2 separate regions of the Homo sapiens genome follow, and region 2 is linked to region 1. A link is a contact called in ENCODE Hi-C or POLR2A ChIA-PET data. All regions are on one chromosome and are shown on one strand. The core of a region is the stretch at or near the end of the contact, and the rest is flanking DNA. Distances in the headings are between cores, read along the strand shown. Region 1 overlaps CD226 (CD226 molecule). Region 2 has its middle 51 kb from the start of CD226.

Region 1 (3,350 bases), core at 356-2,855:
TTCTCTACTTTATGCCAAGCATGGTTCTAGGTGCTAAGTACAGAGCAGTGTAAAATGGTCTAGCTATACAGAGGCTTGGGTTTACGAAGCTGACAGTAAAATGACTCAGGGTTTTGTGAAGTGGGTGAAGGATTTTGCAGAGCTGCTCAAACTGCATATGCAGAACTGTTGACCAGTGAGGATGGTGAGGAGGACAGGTCAGTAGCCAGGGAGGCGCTAGTGGGCAGGGGCAGTGGCATGATGTGAAGATGTACCCAGCAATGTTTGGGGTACCCAGGACATGAGCAGTGGTTGGAAAAGTGATGAAGCACTGAAATAATTTCCAAGGATGATTTGTGGTCAAGCCAGAGAAGCCACATACAAAATAGAGAATATTTAATCATGATATCCTGCAATAAAAATCATGGGAAAACAACACAGTCTATTCAATGTTTATTCTAAGTATTAATACGTAGCTACATATAAGTATAAGCTGGTTTTCATTATTTGTATTTGTTTTATTGAAATCAAATTTTTTTCTTCCCAATTAACTACGACATTTTGGTCTGTTTCACGTGAATCCACTTTCCAATTCCAAGTTCATCAGGATCCCACGGTTCTCTTGTTTGTGTGGGCTCTTTCTGGCAGTTCTTTTCAAGGTCATTTTGAGCTGCCTTCCACTGAGCTTTGCAGGAAGAGCCTGTGGTCTGAGAAGCCACAAGCAATATCTGAGGCAAGGCAGGTTTGGCCGACCTCGTAATAGGTCTTGATTTTCATCTAACACCAATCAGTTACTCTGTTTGTCAGGAAAGGTTAATCAGGGGCTACTCTGAGCTTCTGAACCACCTGGCTCTAGGGTTGGGAACCACTTCTTTCACCTCCAGGCTGAGTCTATTGAGAGGCGGGTCTAGGTCCTCACATGGAGCCTCTGCTGTAACCTCCCTGCACTTTGCTCCCCAAAGACAGCTGCATCCCCTCTAGGATTTTCCCCATTGCTTCCTGCATTGTCCTTTGTGAAAATGCAGACACGGCTATGAGTAGACCCCTGTTTCTACCTGAGTCGGCAGGTTCACGGGGGCCTGACAGCATGGTTTTGGTTAGATAGGCAGACAAAGGAAACTCCTGAGATTGGACGGGGCGGCATCCAGAGAGAAGAAGAAGAAAAACACAAAACAGTTGTGCGTGTGAGCACTGAGGACACGCATTCACGCTGCCTCTTACTTCCCAGGGACCAGAAGGGCTCACATGAAAGTCGATTTCTCCTCCTTTTTTTCATTTCTTTTATGTTCTTTCATTTCTCCACATGGTGTGCTAGCATCTGATTTTATGTTGTCACGCATTTCCTTCTTTTCTCACGTCTTCCTTTCCCTGTTTTAATTTTTATTTTAATTTTCCTTTTGTTTCTTTTAAGCTTTTATTTCCTTTTTTCCCTTTTTTAATGAATTTTCTTCCTTTGCTTTTCTTTCTTCCCCTTTTCTTGTGTTGCTTTATTACTTAGAGACGAAATGTTTTCCGGGTGTGTGTTATGTGGGTAAAGTGCTACCTTTGGTAAACGGTTGTACAGAGGAGAAAGCTGGAGTGCTGTGGTTTTCTTTTTACAACATTTTGACACATGGAACCGCATGCTGAAGATGAGAAGCTAGTTTTTGGTGCGGCTGAAACTATCGTAGCCATGATATTCTAGTTCAATAGATGGCAAATCTTACTGCACTTTAGACTTGCTTTCATTCTCTCTTTCGAAATGTGACATCTCTTTTGTTTCTCTGTCTCCTTTCCTTCCTTTTTTCTTCCTCCCTCCTTTTTTCTTTTTCTCTCTTCTTTTTCTCCTTCCCTCCTTCCTTTCTCTCTTTCTCTATTTCTTTTTTCTTTTGTTTGTATGCCAAGACAATGGCTCCTGGGCCAGTCCTGAGTGAAACTGTCACATAGTTGAAGTGACAGATGACTTCCCACTTTTTGCATTTCTCCCTTAGTGCCAGAGAGTTTTGTGACATCATTACTGCCCAGGCCTCACTCTACTGAAATAGCAGGTCAGGATTTGTTGGCATTAGTGATGCCATCAGAAGAAAGAAGGTGTTCATCACTAATAAATAGATCCACTTGTTACCTTGCTGGGTTATCTTAATTTTAAGAAAGAGTTACCACAGTTTATTCTTTAGATCGGGTTCCCAAACTTTTTGGTCTCAAGACCCCTTTATGCTATTTTAAAAATTACTGAAGGCCCTCAGGGAGTGTTTGTTTATGTACGCTATATCTGTCATGTTTACTGTATTAGAAATCAATATTGAGCAAAATTTAAAACACAAGAATTTTCAAGCATGCATACCACTAGCTGGCAGAGCCTCTGGAAATATCTACTGTATACCTGTGAGAGAACTGGAGTGAAGAGGGGGAATTTCCTCTCAATATCACTAGGAAAATAGATTTGAACTGGCATATCCCCTAAAGGGACACAGAGATGCCCAGGGCCCCCAAACACACTCTAAGGACCATGGACTTAGATATTTAGTGACAATTACTGAGTACTTTATGGTAGGAATTCCAGAAATGGTGTGAGGAAGGTGGGAGAATACTGGACTTTCATGGTATCAAGAATTGATACCACATGTGGGGCCCTACTCTACCCATGTGTAAGACAACCCTGTATATCTGAAGAATGAGATCATGTGTATATTCAGTGAGAATGATTTGGTATCTTTTTCATAACTGTCAGAATCTTAGCCAGAATGATTATAACCTGAACATTTGATACTGTAGGTCAGTGTCAGAGACACCAGCCCAGCATTATTGCCTAACAGTCTCTTTGTAAAATTCAGCCTCTTGATATGATACCAAGAAAAGCACCAGGGGTTTTGGCTGTGTTTCTCACTACATGGTTAACCAAGTAACACTTATGGAACTATGTGTGAACAATCATATCCTCTTTTCTATTTATCTCCCGGACTTAAAAACAAAAAACAAAAAACAAAAAAAACCCTTTCTCTTACAAGAATGTGTCATTCACAACTGGGTGCGGTGGCTCATGCCTGTAATCCCAGCACTTTGGGAGGCCGAGGTGGGCGGATCACAAGGTCAGGAGATTGAGACCATCCTGGCTAACACGGTGAAAGCCCGTCTCTACTAAAAATACAAAAAATTAGCCGGGCGCGGTGGCGGGCGCCTATAGTCCCAGCTACTCAGGAGGCTGAGGCAGGAGAATGGCGTGAACCTGGGAGGTGGAGGTTGCATTGAGCCGAGATCACACCACTGCACTCTAGTCTGGGTGACAGAGCAAGACTCCGTCTCAGGAAAAAAAAAAAAAAAGTAGTATAAAGAGGTCATTCACAACGGAAGAACTGTGTTAGGTAACATCACCAATTATTTTTATGATTAAG
Region 2 (3,165 bases), core at 663-3,162, 100 kb before region 1:
ATCCCCGCTTCTGCATTAAGATCTGCTTGCAGTTATCTCAGTGAATGAGAGAGCATAATAGAGCGGTTAAGAGTAGAGGGCTCTTGAGTCCTGTGGACCAGGAATTAACCCTGGCCTCACCACTGCAATTGTTGGAAACCTGGGACAGGCTCAAGCTAACTGGGGTTGAGGACACCTACCTTGTGCAGTTGGTGAGAGGACTGAGTGCTTAGCCTGGTACATAGTTATCCCTTAGATGTTATCAGTGATTTTTTATTCTTACAAAATTCTCAAAAACATCTGTTTAAGCAAAAACTTCAAATCTTTTGTGTCCTTGCAAACTTTCCTCCCCTCTGGGAGGGGATGTGCTGGAAAGTGAGTTGGGCTGTGACAACTAAGGTTCCAGCATCCCAAAAGGATTGTTGGTTCTTGGTGGAGTGCATGTCCACAGTCCTGGGATGACTGATTGCCCAGACACTTGGCAAGGCACCATTGAGAACCCGAGTCTCACAAAGCACTGCATACAGGCATTATATACACCTGGGGTGTGCACATTTTGTTCTGCTTGTCATGTTGTCTTGATTGAGTGTCAGTTGGCAAAATTTTGCTCTTTTTCCATCTGACTTGTGTAAATGGAAGATTAAAAAATTATAACCTTAGTAACCAAAACAAAATCTTAGCTTAAAAAAAAAATCCTTCAATTTGGGAGTAGCTATTTTTTTTTTCTTCCCATTGATCATTATCCAAAGACTAAGGGGCATGGATGATAAAATGCTATTGCTTTGGTCAATTAGGAAACTTAGTTTTGGGGAACGTAGAGTTTATTCTTCCTAACTTAAAATTTCTCTTAGGAAATTCTTTTACAACTCAAGTTTCCTTATACAACTCAAGTCCCGCACCTAGGGCTGTGTGGGACTTCGCCGGGCCTCAAGGCTCAGATGTACGAAAGGCTATGCCAAGACCCCGGGAGTCTGAGGTTTGGCAGCAACACAGAAGGAGCTCAGTGTGATCCTACTTTAAATGTTTCCAACAACGTTCGTTTTTGCATTTTGTTTGCTCCTTCCACATTGGAGGAATCTGCTTCAGAAAAAAATCTTTAAATCCATGTTTTACAAAATACCCATATGGTAACATTCAATAAATTTCTTTTTAACTAATTTTGCGTGAAAGCTAAAAAAAAAAAAAAGTGTTTTAGTACAGACTCCAAGGTAATGTTCTTTGACACATTTCTACTTTTCAGTGGCATCCTTACCTCACTTTGGCCTCTGCCAATGCTTGTGCCTTTGGAGTATCTGCACCCACTTGGGTTCTTCTGGGCAGCGATACTTGGTAGTCTGGTAGCAGATTGCTTGCAGTTCTGTGTAAATTCTGAAATCATTGTTTCTTCAAACAGTTTATTGGAACATTCTTTCTTTGGCTTACCATGGAAGTAAACAGATTATAAAATGGGAACTTACTGTTTTTAATTGTTTTCTGGTCATATTCATAAAGATCAGATTGCAAAGAATCAGTTTATGGGTATAATACCTGGTTTAAAGTTATATTCTGTATCTGCTAGGAATAGCCACATTTCACTGAGGAGAAACTCCAAAATAATAATGGCTTCACTAAGAGAGGAGTTTCTTTTTATTTTTATTGTTTTTTGTTGTTGTTGTTTGCATCCCAGGAAATGCACACATGGGCAGTCTATAGCTAACAGTGTCCTCAGGGACTCAACTGCCTGCTTTTCTGCTCTCTCTGTCTTTGCACGTTTCCTTTAGGAAGTTACCTCATGGACATCAGGAAGGAGAAAGGCTGGAAAAGGACTTCCTCAGCTGTGTTTCCCTTTAAGGAGCCTTCCCAAAAGACAGGTCCAATAACTAGAGCTCACATCTCAGACAGAACAGCACATGGTCACTCAAAGCTTCAAGAGAGGCCAAGAATTGTTGTCCCTCATTTGGGCACATTGCCAGATCCAGTAGCACAGGCCACTGCTAATAGAGAAGGGGAGGTGGTGTTTGGTTCAGCAACCACCAGTGTCCACCAATGTTCTTGATTTGAGAGAAAACTGATGTAATTAGGGGTAAAAAAAAAAAAAGGATTATCTTCCCAAGTAAATAAGATTAGATGCTTATTGAATTTATTCAGTCTGCATTTAGACTTTGTGATTAGTTCTAGCTGCATTCAGAGCTAAAAATATTAGTGTCAGAGAAAGAAGTCAGATGCCTTTCCAGTGTAAAGCCAAATGCCTTCTGTGGAGTTTATGCCTATGAAATGCAGCCATCAGCTGTCAGGATCCACCTTCTCCTCAGGGAGAAATGAGGCTGGGAAATAGAATGGTTGATGTGAACAGATTGCCAGCATTTTCACAGACAGTAATTTAAAACTGGCTAATTGAAAAATAAAATTAATTGCAACATTTTAAATATGTACCTTTAACATTTTATTTTATGTATGTAAATATATATTACATATATGTATCTACATATATATTACATACATATATATGTATCTAAATATATATATTTTATGTATGTAAATATATATTCATTCCACAAACTTTTGATTAAGGGCTGAGGCATTTTTAGAGTATAGTTCCCTTATTGGTGTTAATACTGTTTTTTTTTTATCATAAATCACACCTAATGCATTTGGACAATTTCCAGTTTCAGTTTCTGAAAGTGGAGCAAATACTAAGGCACATATTAAAGCAACCCAAACTAACCTCTTCCAGATCTTTTTCTTTCCTTTAAGAATTCTTCCAGATTTCTACCATTTTTTACTTTATTTTGTAGTTGACTTGCCACACCAGATTCAATAGCAATTTTTAAGTGACTCCTTGTTACCAATTATTTGCAAAACATTCAACTTAGTTCTTACAGTAACAATTATTTTTCTGATCACTTGTCATTAATATTTCACCAAATTCTGTAATTCCAATAACAAGTCTAAGTGATGTAAATGGTGTGGGAACAAGCACAGCCAAATCTCCGTAAGCATGAAACTCACCTAAGGGAAGCCAGAGAGAGTGGCACTAATGCCCACCCACTTTGTCCCTCCCCTGCTCATGTGCTCTGGCATCAGCCAGGATGTTTTGTTGGGAGAATGGAGAGAATTCTTTAATCTGAGCAAATCTGTTCTGTGGTGGCCAAGTAAGAGAGGCTATGCCATTCTATGACCTTTTGAGATTTCTTCAAACTTTGAACT

Evidence for each region. A loop is a pair of places that touch in the nucleus more often than their neighbours do. ChIA-PET counts read pairs that join two places held with the same protein, here RNA polymerase II (POLR2A). Pooled maps may share reads with other maps.
Region 2: POLR2A ChIA-PET joins it to region 1 with 25 read pairs in activated CD4-positive, alpha-beta T cell. The contact joins two enhancer-like sites. A Hi-C loop is called at or near these places in 4 of 37 single-sample maps with no recorded cell type and 5 of 50 pooled maps. POLR2A ChIA-PET finds 5 or more read pairs at or near these places in 3 of 52 experiments (activated CD4-positive, alpha-beta T cell and activated T-cell).

Annotation. Positions count from the first base shown.
Region 1 is chr18:69,896,111-69,899,460 of GRCh38, reverse strand. The region is part of intron 2 of CD226 (CD226 molecule); the gene reads left to right. Among named protein-coding and RNA genes, the nearest start is that of CD226, 50 kb to the left of the region's middle. Within about 2 kb of position 1,605, at least 4 of the 41 ENCODE cell types and tissues checked have a DNase peak (open chromatin) inside an H3K27ac peak, as active enhancers do.
Region 2 is chr18:69,997,648-70,000,812 of GRCh38, reverse strand. No RefSeq gene overlaps it. Among named protein-coding and RNA genes, the nearest start is that of CD226, 51 kb to the right of the region's middle. Within about 2 kb of position 1,912, at least 2 of the 41 ENCODE cell types and tissues checked have a DNase peak (open chromatin) inside an H3K27ac peak, as active enhancers do.